Regions from separate parts of the Homo sapiens genome. Here region 1 is linked to region 2. Evidence: chromatin loops called from intact Hi-C (ENCODE). Cell type or tissue: HepG2. All regions are shown on one strand. Each heading gives the region's core, and the rest is flanking DNA. Links, peaks and the distances in the headings are about the cores only. Region 1 overlaps GNB1L (G protein subunit beta 1 like). Region 2 overlaps TXNRD2 (thioredoxin reductase 2).

Region 1 (8,393 bases), core at 230-8,229, 71 kb before region 2:
CGGAGATAAAGTTGAGTGAGAGAAGTCACACACAGATGCTGCTCCTTATGTCTCCACGCTTCCAAAGAAAAAAGCAGACAAAATAGTCTATGCTTTTCAGAGACATACATTCATAAATATAGCAAAAATGAGGCGTGAGGGGCTACCTCCTGGGGCATGAGGGGCTATCTCCAGGGAGAGCAGGTGGCAGCAGCTCAGGGATTCAGAGGCTCGGGGGCCCTGCGCTCTACTTCTTGACTGGAAGGTGGTTGCTCAGGTGCTCACTCAGCCGTAATACAATGCTCTGAACACTTGTCTTGCACTCTTCTGTGAGTACATTATACTTCACAAGAAAAAAGATTAAAAAACACCCTGCCGAGGTGGCTGTCGAAGGCACAGGTGTGTCCTTGGCATGCGGGAGGCTGAGGGCGTCCTCCCACCTCCCATCAACATGAAAGCCATCACTTCCTTCAAGGGCCACTTGGAGAGACTTGGCTTCCAAACACAGCTGAGCACAGGCCGGGTGGCGGCCCACAGGCTCTAGTACAGTGCAGACGCACCTGGCACTCCACACCTGCAGTTTCTGTCCACAGACCCCCTGACCCGTGGCTGGCTCTGCCTGGGAAGCAGCCACTACAGCACCATCCCAGCAGGAAGGGGAGGTGCCCTCGAACGTCAGCTCCCAGACCGCCCACCAGGCCTGGCACAGCTCCTGTCTGCAGGACAGCCTGATACCACAAGGCACCTACGCAAGGGACCACCAAGGGCTACATTGTGGCTGAAAACTCAGGAGGACACTTACAAACAGCAGCTCCTGATGCACATGGCCTGGTGGGGTTCTAGAAATGAAGTCTACTCTGACAATCAAAGACCAAACCCACTCTGAGGCCCCCTGCACCAGTGGTGAGGGATCTGGGTCGGCTTGGCCAGGATGCAGGCATGACCACACGGGGCTCTGCAAGCACACAGGCTCAGGGCCTCTGCTCTTCAGGACAACCCTGGTGCCTTCGTCACCTGCAGCCATCTCCCAGGTGGTAGGCACCGCGTGAGTCTAGCACAGACATGTTTTGCAGACTGGTGGGGGCCAGACAGGCCTCATTCTCCAGGGACTATACTCCACAGTGCCATGAACCAGGCACCGAGTCCAGAGCAGGAGAACAGGCCTGTCCTTCTGGAGTTCTGGGCTGTGATGGTGATGGCACGGAGTTCCCTGAATATGACGCAAGGCAAATCCCAGGACAGCAGCAGGCCCGTGCTCAGGATTCCTGGGCTGGTGGCAGCGATCCCCACACAGGGGCAGATGTCACTCTGATCAAGGACAATAGCCTGCTCCAGCATCCAGGCAGCCCAAAGGAGGACTTGTTGTCAGCCCCCTGCAGGCCTTCCCTGTCCCACCATGCCCTGTCCCTCCCACTCCCCATGGGAAACAGAGAAGCCCCTCACGCACCTGCCCCTGTCTGCTGCTTCCTGGCCTACCTCCGGCCTGGTGTCTCAGCCCCATCACCTCCACAAGACCACGGGGGCGATGTCAGAACCCAGCCCTGGGCTAACCCTCGGGGGCTGCCCCTCCCTGCTCTGCTGCCAGCTGCCCAGCACCCAGCCCCACTGTCCTTCACCACACTCAGAGGCAGGCCCTCCAGGGCCGCAGCACGTGGGGTCTCCCCCACCAGGACTGCCAGGCCCTCTTATTCCTCCGCCACCTCCTGCTTACCCAGCAGCTGCACCAGCGTGTGAAGCAGGGCCCTGTGAGCTGGGTAACCTCAGGATGAGGCTCTGCCACCCATGCAGGAGGATGGTGCGACAGCCACAGGAGGCCAAGTTGTAGAGGGGCTGTGGTGACTGGGACCTGGGCCCATGGGATAGAGGCAGAAGCTCATCTGAGGAGGGGCCTGGGCTCAATGCGGACCCCTGGCCAGGGCGAGCTCTGCTGAAGGCACAGGCTGACACTGCAATGGGGACACAGCCATCGCCATACGTTCACTAGGCTCTTCCCAGCAGGCACCTGGCCAGACAGCACAGCAGTCACGGAGGGTAGGGTCACACTGTCTCGGGATGGGCTAAGGCCTCATGAACCATGGGGGCACCCAGAAACCTGCCCTTGTGCTAAGCACAGGCTAGAACAGTGGGGTCTGAATACCAATGGGGACAGGCCACCTCTGTGGACCCTTCCTGCTGGGGTACAGTCTGGACAAGTAATCCCCAAGTGATGCGTAGGGTACAGAACACACACGTGAGCTCGGGGCCCTGAGGGAGGAGACTGCAGGGGTAGAAACCACAGGAGACACTGCAGGGGGGACCAGGTGGGGAGATGGCCCTCACTACCACGCCCACTTCAGAAACGCAGAAGCACACTGCTGTGGGACAGCACTATACACCCAAGCCCTGCGCCCCGCCCCTGGCCACTCAGCCACCATCTTGCCAGCCACATAGCCGTATGTGGCACAACATCAGGGGCTGGGTCCTCTTGGGAAGAGTCAGGTGCATTGTCATAACCTAGTGAAGGGACACACACGGCCAGGGCTCAGCTGCCGGAACACCCAGCTCCTAGGGCCTCCACCGGCACCGTGTGTGACCTGCCATGCTCATGGCACACGGCCCAGGCAGGATGGGCAGTGGGCAGGGAGGCCCTCCTTGGGACCACTGCCTGCATCCCTGAGCCTGTACTTCATCCCATTCCCCTCCTCTCAGCAAATGCCCTCACCCCTGCCCAGTTTCCCAAGCCACGACCCAGTGCCCTTGTGAAGGCCCTCCCACCAACTTGCGCCTGGGCTCACCTCAGATGTCACCAGCCCTGGAGCTCTGGCCTCCTCACCTGGCACCTCCTGGCTCCAGCTTGGAGCATGAAGGGTCCAGTGGAGATGGTGGAGATGCAGAGGCAGACCTGCCTGCCTCCCTGTGACAAGGGGCTGGACCTGCACACCCTGCCCTTGCTGCGGACCCTTTGCTGGCCCCTTCTGGTTCCCCCACCCCATTCTGCCCCTCAGTGGGGGACACCAGAGCCTCCATCAGAGAGTTCCTGACTCCCCCGAAGGCCATACCTGGCTCCTGCACCTTGGAGACCCACCTGAGGAGCTGGCGCCCCTGGGGCAGCGTCTGCAGCCAGGTCACACACTGGCCGCCGTGGCCATCCAGGGTGGTAACCGCTCTCCGCGTCTGCAGGCTCCAGATGTGTACCAGGCCACTCTGAGACCTGTTTCAGACAAGCCGAGCAGGGTGTCAGGGGGCAGAAGGGTGTGCTGAATGCTCTGGGGCCAGCCTGGAGGCCACATTGTGGGATGCGGGCATCTAGGCTGGTTGAGCTGAAAAGCCAACAGCTCTAAATATGAACTAAGGGCCAAACTGGCAAAGCACTCCTTGCTCCTCTTCCAGAGAGGGGACCGGGGGACCCTCAGGAGCCTCTAGGGGTAACTCAGGCAGATCTGCTTCTCTGGAGGTAGGGGGAGCCATGCCACAGTAATGCACGCTGGGTGGTCGTGCCTGCTCCTGCGTCTGTAACAAAGAGTGTGTGTGTGTGTCCCTGCCTCCCCCAAGGGACAGTGTGTCTGCTGGTGGGTGCTGAAAGCTCAGCAAGCCTGGGTGGCGAGCAGTCCATGCCCCTTGGCCAGCACCCTCAAACAAGCGCTGGGCTCCTTGCTAGCTCACGACCTCCTGACTTGGCCCTGGGTGGCCTGGGGCTGGGGCCACAGCTACTCACCCTGAGAAGAGGAGCGGGCGCCCCTGAGCCTGGGCTCCTTCGCAGAAGTGCAGCGCATGCACCGGTGACTGGGTGCCTCGGAGGACAAACTGGGGGTCTGGAGGTGGCGGCGGGCAGGGGGCCGTCATGCTGGGCAGGATGCAGTTACCTGGGCACCAAGGGAGGGCGTGTGAGTGACTGCGTCCCTATTCTCACCCTCTAGGAAGGCTGCTCAGGCACAGGGGTGCTTGAGATGTTGCCCCTGCTCATTGTCTCTGGCCCTGTGCCCCTCCTGGGAGAGAGGTGCCACTGCTCCCCAGACACTGATGAACGGCCTGTGGCTACAGAGGCACCAGTTCCCTGCACGGCGGTGAGCCCAGCAGAGAGCACAGAGCTCACCCTTCCCCCACTGCTGGGGGAACTGGGAGCCCCATGGATGCCAGCCCTCCTCGCACCGTGCCTGTTGGCCTCTGCACCTGACTGGTGCACCCGCTTGGGCCCCACCTGAGCCATCCCTGAGTGGGCACAGCGGCATCCAACACTTCCTCGGCCACTCTGGCCTCCAGGGCTTCCTGTCCACCACTGGCTGTGCCCTCTGGCTCCCCAGATCCCAGGGGCCACACCAGTGCTTTCCCACTCTGGCCATCTGCATGCCGGGACTGCCGGTCCTGCCACTGGGCTTGGCTGAGTCCCGCCCTCTGTCCAGGGCTCACTCCAGTGTCTCTCTTGGGAGCCACCCTCCCTCCCTGCTGGCAAATCCAGTCTCCCTTCTTCTCTCCTCCCTGCTGCCACCTCTGCCCATGGCCAGCTCAGGGATCAGGGGAAAAGAGGCACACAGGGTCCCGGGGGGCTGCTAGGAGGAGCCTTCCTCTCACATCTGCTGGGCCCCAGGCCTGCCCCGCCACAATTTCTAACCGCTATCACCACCCTATAAGGCGGCAGCACCCTTTTCACTCTTGGGGAAACCGAGGCAGAGAATAGTCACTGAGCTGCACCAGGCCCCTGGCGCTGAGGCCTGAAGTACTCTAGGGCCTCATGGCACCACTGAAGGGCAGAGTGGCTGGGGCAGAGTCGCCGTGCGGCTCCTTAGGAGAGCTGCGGTCACAGATGAGCAGCTGTTCCCCAGACCACTGGGCCTGTGGGGGAAGACTGCCGGGCCACCACCCACCCAGAGAGGCTTCCCGGGTCCGTGCCGAGCCCTTCCAACCACTCAGACCCACAGGGCCTCGCACTCCACCTCAGCCCCACAGCTGGCTGCTCTGTGGGGTGGCCCTGGAGCCAGAAGCGACCAGCTCCATGTCTGTCTGCCTGCAGACCCTGAGCTGGGCTAAGGGCTCAGAGGGAAAGGCCAGGAGCAGACCACTGGGTGGCTGGGGCAGCCTGTCACAGGGGGCCTTTCCCACTGGGCTCTGGGACAGTGGGGCAGGCCCCGGCCCAGCCACCTGCAGCCTGCACACAAGGCAGGGAGGATGGCCCACGGCAGCCACAGCCAGCAGAGGGACTGGGGCCAGTAAAGGACCAGGGCAGGGGAGATGGGAAGGACTCTTCAGAAGGGGCTGGGTGGTAGGCGGATGGGGGTGCAGGTTCAGAGGCAGGAGTGCTGTGGATGTCTGGAGGCAGCTGTCCAGGGTGCCCCTTCAGCAGCACTGCCACCGCCAAGCCCTGCCTCTCCCCTTCTGAATACACGCCAGCCCTCTCCTTACTCTATTCAGAGCTGGGGCAAAGGTTCAAAACACCTGAGAAATGCCCCTGCCAAGGTGTCCTGCAGAGTGGAGGGTGGACAGCAGCCAGTGCCCAAGCGGGCGGCATGGGGGAGGGCAGGAGGCCTGGGAGGGGCCGGGCAGTGACTCCAGGGCGCAGGTCCACCCTGCCTGGCGAGAGACCTCGGGCAGCCACTCTACCTCCCAACCCTGCCTCTCTCAAGGGGTTCCGAAGACAATGCGGAGTTCCCTGGGATATCCTTTACTAACTGCCAAGTCCCATTTTTCCTTTTCTTTTTTGAGGGGGATGAGAGAGGTTTCGTCCTCTCTCACCTTTGGCTGAAAGCCAACTGATCATGCCCAAACTTAAGGGTGGCTTCCAGGGGAGGCAGAGGGACCAGACCCCACACTGCTCCCAAGACCCACGGCCCCTGCTCCAGCCTGTGATGGGGAAGACTCCAAGACTCCTGAAGACGCAGCCAGGCCGGGGGCTGGAACAGCTGCCCTCAGCGGGCTGGCTTGGAGGACAGTTCTCAGAAGCCACTGCCTGTTTGTGCTATGCCTGCCAGGTAAGAAAGGCAAGCTAGCCAGGGGGACAGGAAGGCAGGGCCCAGCTCCAAGAGGAGCCAAAGAATGCAGACCCGGCAAAAGCACCTCCACCTAGCAGGAAAGCACCGAGTCCAGGATGGAGGGTCCCTCCCATGACTCCAGTCCAGGAAGCAGAGCCTGACAGGTCACCTCTACACAGGCTCCCCTGTGCAGTCCAGGCACGAACACACATTAGACACACGCTATGCTCACACATACACACACATGCACATGGTGCACACAGACACATGCAAAACCCACACATAGGACACATGCCTACACATACATGTTCACACACCCATATGTGCACACACACACATGCACACACACAGGCACACACTCATACCTACATACACATACACACACGCAGACTCAGACACTCAGGCACAGGCACTCACGTATGTGCACACACAGCACAGAGAAGCACACACACAGACAGCACGGCGGCCTTGGGCGGTGCCAGCCGAAGCCCGGCCCCCACATGCCACCTGCCTGGGGCCTGGCGGGAGTTTCCAGAACCTCACCAGCAGAAGGCTCATTCTCAGGTGATGAAATCAAGTTCTCCTCTATTGTTTCCCCAGAACTGCAGGGAACAAACCCGTCACGTTGTTACAACAACCAAAATGCACAGGCCAAAATGATGCATCGGCAATTAAGGGCTCCATCATTTCAAGTAATTAAAATAAATGCTTTATTTGAAAACTAATTAATTCTAGCTACATATTTTTCCCATGACAATATCCTAGGATTGCTTGATTTATGACATCTAATTATTCTTTATTAATCTAATTGAGAATCATCACATTCCCCTATCTTGCCTGGCCCCAGGCTGTGGAGCAAAGGCCGCCCTTGCGCAAGGCCCGTGTGCGCCCAGCTGTCCTTGCGGTGGCCCCGGCCCAGCCCCGGCCCTGTCCTCCCGGAGGCAAAGGAACAGGAAACTTAATCCACAGAGCACAACTTTGGCTTCTGCCTGCTCTTCCAGGTGTCAAAGTGAGCCACATTCTTTGAAAAATGAAAGGCAGTCTGACACAATTTGTGCAACTCTAACAGCCCTTCCAGAGAAGCCACAAACACCCCTGAAAGCCCCAGGGAACAAATGGACGACAACAGCATCTGCCTGCAATGCACCACCGCGGAGGCAGCTCGGCAGGCCCCAGGGCTCTCCCAAGAGGGGTCCAGAGCGCTCCTCTGGGTGTGGGGACCAGCGGGTAGGTGCAACTGGCAGAGAGGTCCACAGACACCCCACTCAAGGGAGGCAGGGGCAGGCCTGCAAATGTCCTGCTGGCGCAAACCCACCCACACCTGCAGGGCCTTCCTCCCTACAGATGAAGCAGGGCTGCGGCAGTGGCTGGAGCCCAAACACCACAGGTCCCTACCCAAGACATTCTTGGGCTCCTGGGGGTTCATGCCAGACAGGCCTCAGCTCAGCCTGGGCCCCCGCCCTGCCCTCGGGCTGCACAGCCCTGTGCTCAGTCCCCTAGCCCTTTTGTGGAAATCAGCAAAGAGTACCACGAAGTGAGCCAACGTGGGGAGCCACCACCCAGAGAGGCCACTGGCACCACCCCTGCCCACCCCAGCCCACCAGGTCCTCCCTGTCCCATTGGGCATGTGACAGCACAAGGACAGGCCGCACAGGCCGCTGGGAGTGCCTCAAACAGGACCCTCTGCCCCACTGCATATCTCACACAAGGGCATGGAACTAGCTCCAGCATCCCCCGAGGAAGCTCCAGCCCATAATCAGCAAGACTGAAGACTAGGTCAGCACCCCTTTACACCAGGACGGACACCCTGGGTGGCCCTCTCCCAAAAAACAACTAAAGATGTTGATAAAAGTTTCTTAGAAGGCCAGGCATGGTGGCTCATGCCTATAATCTCAGCACTTTGGGAGGCCGAGGTGGGAGGATTGCTTGAGCCCAGGAGTTCAAGACCAGCCTGGGCAACATAGGGAGACCTTGCCTTTACAAAAAATAAAAATAAATTAGCCAGGTGTGGTGGTGTATGCCTGTGGTCCCAGCTACTCAGGAGGCTGAGGTGGGAGGATAGCTTGAGCCCAGGAGGTCAAGGCTGCAGTGAGCCATGATCGCGCCACTGCACTCCAGCCTGGGGGACAGAGCAAGACCGCATCTCAAATAAATTAAATAAAATAAATAACTATCTTTAAAAAATTTTTTTAAACACAGCCAGGCACAGTGGCTCAGGCCTGTAATCCCTGCACTTTGGGAGGCCAAGGCAGGAGGATTGCTGGAGTCCAGAAGTTCAAGACCAGCCAGGGCAACATAGTCAGACCCCCATCTCTACAAAAAAAATAAATAAATTAGCTGGGCATGGTGGTGGGTGCCTGTAAGTCCAGCTACTCAGGAGGCTGAGGTGGGAGAATCATTTGAGCCCAAGAGTTCCAGGCTACAGTGAGCCACAATCACACCACGGCACTCCAGCCTGGACAGCAGAACAAG
Region 2 (8,393 bases), core at 87-8,086:
GGAACTGGACTTAGATTCTTGAAGCTTATTATTTTAAAATATTTATCTTCTTTTTTTTTTTTTTTCTGGAATCGCACCTTCTCAATGAGCCCCGGGCCCCTACCCGCAGCTATGAGCCCACCAGGGGGAAGGGGACGCACCTGCCCTGCTGGCCTCAGGTCCCATCGAGACGCCATGTTAGTTGAATAAATGAGTGAGCCCCTGGGCCTCAATGGGACCTGATTGGCCACTTGCTGTGACTGCCAGCAGCCACCAGGGACCCCTAGGCCGTTCCAGGGATGTCTCATACCCAGGGCGGCTCCTTGGGGGGTGGGGGTGAGCTTCCCCTCAGGCAGCATAAGGGCCTTTCCTACTCAAGCTGCCTATGTGCATTATGATGTGTAAGACCCCACAGTCAGCCTTGGAGTACGGCGCAGCCCCCAGCTCAGGCCCAGAGGACCCCCAGGAAGGAGCGTGCTCTGTGGCGAGTGGTCATTATTGCTTTAACAGTTATTATTAGACCGGGTGCAGTGGCTCACGCCTGTAATCCCAACACTTTGGGAGGCTGAGGCGGGCGGATCATGACGTCAGGAGTTCGAGACCAGCCTGGCTAACACAGTGAAACCCTGTCTCTACTAAAAATACAAAAATTAGCTGGGCGCGGTGGCGGGTGCCTGTAATCCCAGCTACTTGGAAGGCTGAGGCAGGAGAATCGCTTGAATTCGGGAGGTGGAGGTTGCGGTGAGCCAGATCGCGCTCCTGCACTCCAACCTGGGCAACAGAGCTAGACACCGTCTCAAAAACAAACAAAAAACAATTATTATTATTATTATTATTATTAATTATTTGAAAAGAGGTTTCACTCTGTTGCTCAGGCTGGTCTTGAACTCCTGGGCTCAAATGATCCTCCCACCTTGGCATTCCAAAGTGTTGGGATTACAGGCATGAGCCACCTCACCCGGCCCTTTAACAATTGTTAACATAATTGCAATTGTAACAGGTTGGCTGCCCCAGGGCACCTGCAGACATTAGAGGGTGCATGGTAATATGCATAAATGGTGCTGACCTATCTCTAGAAGACTTTTCACCATGTTGTTCTTTTTTTTTTAATTGGTTTCCACTCAGTTCTAATCATTAAGTACTGAATTTGTCATGGTAACAAGACCCAGTTGGACAACCATGTATGCAGGTGCCGGCTGGCCTGTCAGATAGCTGTGGGCTCTGGACATAAGTGTGAACTAGCCCTCAAGCCAAGCGTGGGGCACCAGGCTGGTGGGTAAGCACAGGGCGCTGCCTCCTGCTACTCTGGCCTGGCCTCTGTGAGGTGTTAGCACCACCATGAGCTAGGGCTGAGCCAACAGTGCTGTCTCAGGAGCAGCAGCGCACGCCCGGGGCCACGTGGTGTGGAGGGGAAGGCCGCAGCCACCGCTCATAGGAAGAGCTCCATGAATGTTCATCTTGGCCCCACTTCAAAAAATATCAAACTCACAATGGAGGCAGATTTGGGTCTCTCTTGATGTCATTAATTACAAACTAAATTTGCACTAAAATAAAAAGGTGTTAGACTATCAAAGAGGGGCCTCCGATCCGTGTCACCTGCTCAGGGATGGCCACTCCACCCTGAGAGCATGGAGGCATGTGGATGCCAGGGTCACTGCTGGGCCCATCCCCACCGGGAAGAGCATAGCCACAAACTTGGTTTCACGCAGCTGCAGCAAGGCGCATCCCTGAGAGCAGTCCTGATGGGCCCACCGCAGCCCCCTCGCCCGGGCAGCATCCACACCCACCGCGGCCCCTAAGCCCCAGCTGCACCCACACCAGCACAGAGGGCATCCAGGAGGAGCCGCCCCTTCCCTCTCACCAGGCTTAGGATGCTCCCACCCATCCCCAGCTTGGTTCTTGCTTTCTGCCCTTTCCTGCTGCCTGGCACTCAACAGAGGGACAATCCGCAGGGACTTGTGTAGCTGAGTCTGCGGTGTACGGGAGCCATCAGCCGAGCACAGCTGAGCAAAGACAGTTGCCTGCCGTGTACATGCCAGCAAACAGTGCCTGGGTGGAGAGAGGAGCCCAGGGCTGCAGCCCACCCTGGCAACAGCTCCCCTCCTGGGCACCGCCAGCCCCCATCATCATCTCCTGGGCACCCCAGTCTCTCTGGCTGTGGTCCAGGCACACGTGCCACGTGGGGGAGACTATACAGGGGCAGGCTGTGGGGGTGGCCTCTGTGTGGTGCCAAGAGGAAGCCGGGAAGCCAAGCTCCCATGCTCCATGCATGTTGTGTTTCAGGCTCTGATGCTGGTTTACACACAGGTGGACATCTCTGAGTTATCTAAGATAAAGCCCAAAGAGGAAATAGCTTCAGTGGCTGGGGTAAGATCCAGACGGATTCCTTCCCTGGGTCTCGTCTCACCTGCCATATCACAAGGCCCCAGGCAGACCTGTGGCCACCCTCCCTGGCACTCAGGCACAACAGCTGCCTGGCTGTGGGACCCCCAGGTTTAGCGAGTCCCCTCCTGTGTCTGCTGGCTCTTCTGGCCATGGGCAGGACTCCTGTGGTGCAGGGAGGGATACGCCAGAGCCTTCAGCATCTCACCCTCAAGAGAGGGACAGAGAACCATCCAGAGGGGCTGGGGACGCCAAAGGGGCACATGAAGATCTCAACTTCCAGTTTTTCAGGGCTGCAGTCCAGAGGCAGTCTGTCCCTTCTTTAAAACCAAATCTAAACTTAACTGCACTTAGAAGCCCCTGCACTGGGAGGCGTTTGCTCAGGATGCCCCAGCCTGGCCCTGCTCCCCTAGACAGCCAGGGATTCAGGCCACAACTGGTTAACTCAGCGGGCGAATTCGAGCCCGCAGCAGTGCTGGCTGACTGTCTTCACTCAGCGCTGTAATCGGCACATCTGCAGACAGGAAATCCTCCTCACTGAAGTTCCCAGTCTATTATCTGAGACACCTGGTGTGGGCGGGTGATTCAGAGACAAACAATGAGCGGGGGCCCCCTGCACAGCAATTAACTGCTTTAACTGCTAATATGTTTAATCCACCACGTGGAGATCAAGGCTGCGTCGAGGAAGGGGCTCTGGTCCTCCTCTGCTTCCAGACTGCAGGGCCCACTTCGCAATGCCAATGTCCATGGTCCTCGCCAGCTGCGGCCAGGCGCCAGGCACACGGGCAACGGGCAGGGCCAGCACTCGGCCCCACACGGGAGCTCTGTGCAGCACCTGGGCCCCTTCTGTGTGTGTGTGCACCGGGCACGGAGGCATCCCCCCTTCCTGTCGGAGCCCAGCTTGTGCGGACGTAGTGCACACCCGGTACAGGAAGCAGAGTCGGAGATGTTGGCATTGCCAGCTGTGCCGCCCCTAGGGCGCTTTATTTTAACCTCCCAGAGTGGATCATCCTTTATTGCAAGTAGAAATAAAGCTTGGTTAAAGGCTTATCGTACAAACCAGCAGAAAACGCTCGCAGTTGCTGACCTGGGAAGTGGCTCCTGAATGTTTACAAAACCTGGCTCTGAGCAGCAGCGAAGTCAGCACATGCCCGAGCGGCCCCCAGCAGGCGCGCAGAAGCCGCGCCGCCCTCGGGAAGCAGGGTCAGAGGCCAAGGACTGTGAAAAGCTTCCACCCCCAGCATCAATCATGCCAGGCAGACTGTCTGGGGGATGCTCATTTTGAAAGTACAAAAAAATAAAACAGACTCCTAGCAAGGGAGGATGGGCGTGCAGGCCACGGCAGCTCTGCTGAGTAGGGAGGGGCCTCGCTTGTTGCCTGCCAGGCTGACGCCCCGGCTTTCCGGGGACACAGCCCCCGGCCCATTGGTCTGCTACATCCCTATGGGCTTGGTCGAGGGCTGCCCCTCGGTTCAATGGCAACAGCTCCCTTATGCTGTGGGTGAACGGAGGTGTCAGCAGACAGAGGAGGAGGGCTAGGGCGCGGTGGGAGGGAGAAACTCGCCACCTCCCCTTTAGAGTGGAGTTTATTTGGGAATGACAGTAGGAGGATAAATTTTGAAAGAAAAATAAAGTGGAGTTTAGGATGAGAACCATCAGTACACTCCAGAGTCCAAAATGTTACCTAATCCTTCGTAGTGTTTATCATAATAAACTTACTTAAAATCTACTTTTACAACGTGGCTGAGAACATTGCTCTTGCTGACTGATCACCTCCGGGCCAAGAGCCCTGCGTGCGCTCAGGCATCTCAGGTCCTCCCCGGTCATCACCTCTGCGCTTGTGTCCACTGCACAAAAGTGAAGCCTCAGCCGCTCCAGGCTGGTTTCCTTTCTGATTTCCCATTCCGAGTGACTGCTTCAGAAGTGCATCACCCTATGACACAGCTTGTGCCTCTGGGAGCCCTCCCCCAGGAGACACTGACCCCTGGCCAGCCCCACGCAAGCCCGGTTAGCTGATGGAGGTGGAGGCAGGTGATCTGAGAGGGACCCTGGCTCTGATCTTGGGCTCTCGCAGGGGACAACGGACCAGGCTCAGCACAGAAAGGCCTCGGAGAACTAACAACACTGACTAGGTTGCTCCCGCCTTCAACATGCAAGTTGACAGGGTGATTGGGAAAACTAGGAGCCTAAACTAGACGGCCAGGCACCGAGGTGGGTAGGACATCTGAGCAGGCATGCTGTGTGTGCCGCCACCCACCCTGACGAGGACCCGCAGCCCTCCTTGCGGCGGCCCATCTGCAATGGCCTCCTCTGCAGCAGGCCTGGGACAGAGCAGTGTCTGGGCGATCCCTGTTGGCTCCAGCTGCCCCTTGCCAGTCCCGTCAGACAGCCCCGGCCCAGGCCTGGGCACAGGTATCCCCTGGCTGTGTCCACACTCCCCACACCTGCTCGGCCACTGCCCCATGCAAAACCGGACCTACACCTGACAGAGAGCAAGAAGGTGAGACCAGACTGTGCCCAGCAAGTTGTAGCCAGCCCACGCCTGGCCGGGAAACGCCCAGGCCTCTGCCCAGCACTGGAAGGGTGATGTCTTTGGAAGCCTTCGAAATGTGACTTCTGGAAAGGCCTGCAAAATGCCACTCCTGGCATGTGATGACCTGCCAGGCCCAAAGGGACCCACTGGGAAACACTGAAAGCCACGAGAAGGCTGGACAGAACTTTAAAAACTCTGTGTCATTTTTATGTGCTGAAAACAGGCGGCTTGTGCACACCCATGTTCACAGCAGCATGATCCACAACAGCCAAAAGACGGAAGCAACCTAAGTGTCCACTGACAGATAATGGACACACATACAACTCAGCCTTCAACAGGAAGGAAATGCTGGCACATGCTACACAAATGCTAACTCTAACAAATGCTGCAACATGGATGCACCCTGAAAACATTGTGCTAAGAGAAATGAGCCAGTCACAAAAGGACAAACACTGCATGATTCTACTTACATGAAGTCCCTCGAGGAGTCAGATCCATAGAGACACACAGTGAAGGGTGAGTGCCCGGGCAGCAGGGAGTGAGTGTTTAATGGGGACAGAGCTCAGTTTGGAGATAATGGAAAAGTTCTAGAGATGGATGGTCATGCTGCTTGTACAATATGAACGTACTTAACACCACTGAACTATATACTTTAAAATGCTTAAGATGATGAATTTGATGTTATGTGTATGTCACCATAATTTTTAAAACTTTCAAATCCATATCATTTTTATGTTAAAAACAACAAACTAGCTTGGCTGGGCACAGTAGCTCAAACCTGTAATCCCAGCACTTAGAAGGCTGAGATGGGAAGATTGATTGAGCCTGGGAGGTGGAGGCTGCAGTGAGCTATGATCACACCACCACACTCCTCCTAGGCAACAGAGAGAGACCCTGTTTCACACGCAAAAAAAGAAAAAAACCTAGCTGGAAAGCCTGAAGCAGCAAAACATTTAATATGCTAAAGAAAAAATACATACTGGCCAGGTGCGGTGGCTCACACCTGTAATCTCAGTACTTTGGGAGGCCAAGGCAGGTGGATCACAAGGTCAGGAGATTGAGACCATCCTGGCCTACATGGTGAAACCCCGTCTCTACTAAAAATACAAAAATTAGTCAGGTGTAGTGGTGGGCGCCTGTAGCCCCAGCTACCCAGGAGGCTGAGGCAGGAGAATCGCTTGAACCCGGGAGGCGGAGGTTGCCACTGCACTCCAGCCTGGGCGACAGAGCGAGACTCCATCTCAAAAAAAAAAAAAAAAAGAAAAGAAACATACCAAGACTTAAACCTGGAAGGTGACAAGTAGGATTTATGTGCTGAAACCTTAATAAGCAATTGCTCAAGGGCCAGGGAAGGCGAGGATGATTGCCTAGTTGATCCTCGATGAGGACACCTGGCTGATGCCGTCTCAGTCTCTTCTCTGGTTTTTTCCAGCATGTCCCACGGTGGTGGGGAGACACGCAGAGATGCAAGGTGCTGGGGATGGCAAGATGGGCACAGCCTAGTGTGAGTGCCGCCCCACAGGCCTTCACGGTTGCTCTCGAGGTGCACTGGGGAGCGGCCAACCCGCCTGGCAGCCAGCAGGATGGGGGAGCCCTGGGAGGTGACAGGAAGTGGGGCAAAGATTCTCCATGCACCTCGGGGAGACCAGAGACAGAGCGTGTGGCTCGACGTGCCCTTACCTATGGCCCACAGGACGGTGTCAAAGGTGCCCGTGTCCTCCTTGCCGGTGGTGCTGTCCTCCCAGGTGACCTGCAGCTGGCCATCAGGGAGCCTCCTGACCCGCGAGGGGGCACAGCCCCTCAGGAACCGGGTGCCATGAGATGCCATGTGCTCTATGACCATGGAGGACATTTGCTGCAAAGCACAAGAAGACAGGCCATGAAGACCAGGTGGCCGTGGGAGAGAGGCTCTGGCCCTGCCCTGCTCTCGAAGGCCTCAATGAAGGGCGGAGAGGGGTCTGTGCGGAAGACGGGGTGAGACACCCTGCCCCCTGCTCTACGTCCTCTTGCTCTCTGTGGAGTGTCTAGCCCCTGTCCTGGCTCCAAGTCCTCAACCCTGGGCCCTATGGTCAGGATTCACTCAGCCTGTGGGCTCCTCTCTAGATGCTAATTAACTAAGTCTTCATCAGCCAGATACGGTCACACCTGTAATCCCAACCTTTTGGGAGGCTGAAGTGGGAGAATCCCTCAAGCCCAGGAGTTTGAGGCTGCAATGAACTGTGATCACACCACTGCACTCCAGCCTGGGCGACAGAGTGAGACTCTATCTCTAAAAGAAAAAATAAGCAAGGCCGGGTGCGATGGCTCACACCTGTGATCCCAGCACTTTGAGAAGCTGAGGCGGGCGGATCACGAGGTCAGGAGATAGAGATCATCCTGGCTAACACGGTGAAACACTGTCTCTACTAAAAAACACAAAAAATTAGCCAGGCGTGGTGGCAGGTACCTGTAGTTCCAGCTAACTGGGAGGCTGAGGCAGGAGAATGGCGTGAACCCGGGAGGTGGAGCTTGCAGTGAGCCGAGATTGTGCCACTGCACTCCAGCCTGGGTGACAGAGTGAGACTCTGTCTCAAACCAAAAAAAAAGAAAGAAAAAAAAGAAAAACAACCAAATCCTGGTACATCTACACATTTCTTTAAAAAACAAAAACAAAAAACTTAGTCTTCACTAAAACCAATGGCAGAGAAGCGTGCCTTCCCCCAGGAGCTGTGCCCTGGTCCAACAAGATGGCCCCTGCTCCTGGCCCACCCCTCCACATGTGGCCAACATGCCCCTCTGCCATCCAGGAGCCAGGAGGGTAGGTAGGAGACTCTGCTCCCGCCTAGAAATGTAGGCACAGCAGGCTCAGGTCCAGATCAGGGACAGAGAGAGTCCTGCTTCTCCCTCCCGGCCCAGGAGGCCTGTGCGCCCCAAGTCCAGCTACAGATGGGGGCCCTGTTCCCAGGACAATGGGGACTTGCACGGACCAGCAGTGAAGCTGGCCACAGCTTCTGGTTTCAAGAGGAGAAAAACAGTCACTGCTAACATCCTCTGACACCTGTGCGGGTGTGCCAGCTGGCTCTAGATGGCGTGTGTGGGAGTCTGGCCCGCCGGGCAGGGCTGGCTGTGCTGCAGAGGGGCTGCCGCACAGGCTGTTCATCACTCCTGCACCCCTCCAGAGGCCTGGAGGGCATGGCCATCCCAGGCTCTGAGGGAGAACCATGGAGCCTGTCCAGGACACAGGGTCCCTCGCCCCTCAGCCTGGCTGCCTAGACTGTGCATCCTCCTTGCCTGGGCACGGCCCCCATTCTGCAGGCCCCTTTCCTCCTCCGTCCACTGCCAGCTCACCCTCCCCACATCTGAAGGCTCTGAGGCCTTCCTAGACACTGCGTCCCTACCACAGGGCTCGGTGGGTTTGCACTGAGGGACATGATGGGAGTGTGCCATAGCTTTAGGATGGAACAACACATGGCCACACGGGTGGAGGGACACGTCTCTGAGTCAGCCTGGGGGTGGCACT

The links. Hi-C counts contacts between places; a loop is a spot of excess contacts. Peaks named below come from ENCODE experiments on the same cell type or tissue, not always from the same donor. Only the 100,000 strongest peaks of a DNase experiment are listed, where the experiment ranks them.
Region 1: it touches region 2 in a loop (4-fold over the local background); 3 of 110 quality-filtered maps call a loop at or near these places.

The regions. Positions count from the first base shown.
Region 1 is chr22:19,817,555-19,825,947 of GRCh38, forward strand. It overlaps GNB1L (G protein subunit beta 1 like), which reads right to left. Exons shown (of 8, transcript NM_053004.3): 3 at 3,674-3,821; 4 at 3,044-3,169. The coding sequence starts at 3,801. Among named protein-coding and RNA genes, the nearest start is that of GNB1L, 33 kb to the right of the region's middle. RefSeq lists an enhancer at 5,868-6,382. In HepG2, for the core only: CTCF peaks have their summits at 966 and 3,406 (motif pointing right); DNase peaks (open chromatin) are centred at 6,427 and 6,917; H3K4me3 peaks cover 412 bases.
Region 2 is chr22:19,888,833-19,897,225 of GRCh38, forward strand. TXNRD2 (thioredoxin reductase 2) reads right to left here. Exons shown (of 18, transcript NM_006440.5): 11 at 6,575-6,749. Among named protein-coding and RNA genes, the nearest start is that of RTL10, 38 kb to the left of the region's middle. RefSeq lists enhancers at 1,724-2,232, 2,233-2,741, 2,742-3,249, 3,250-3,758, 7,375-8,013 and silencers at 3,483-3,892, 4,059-4,263. In HepG2, for the core only: no CTCF peak of the experiment used is centred there; DNase peaks (open chromatin) are centred at 2,919 and 3,559.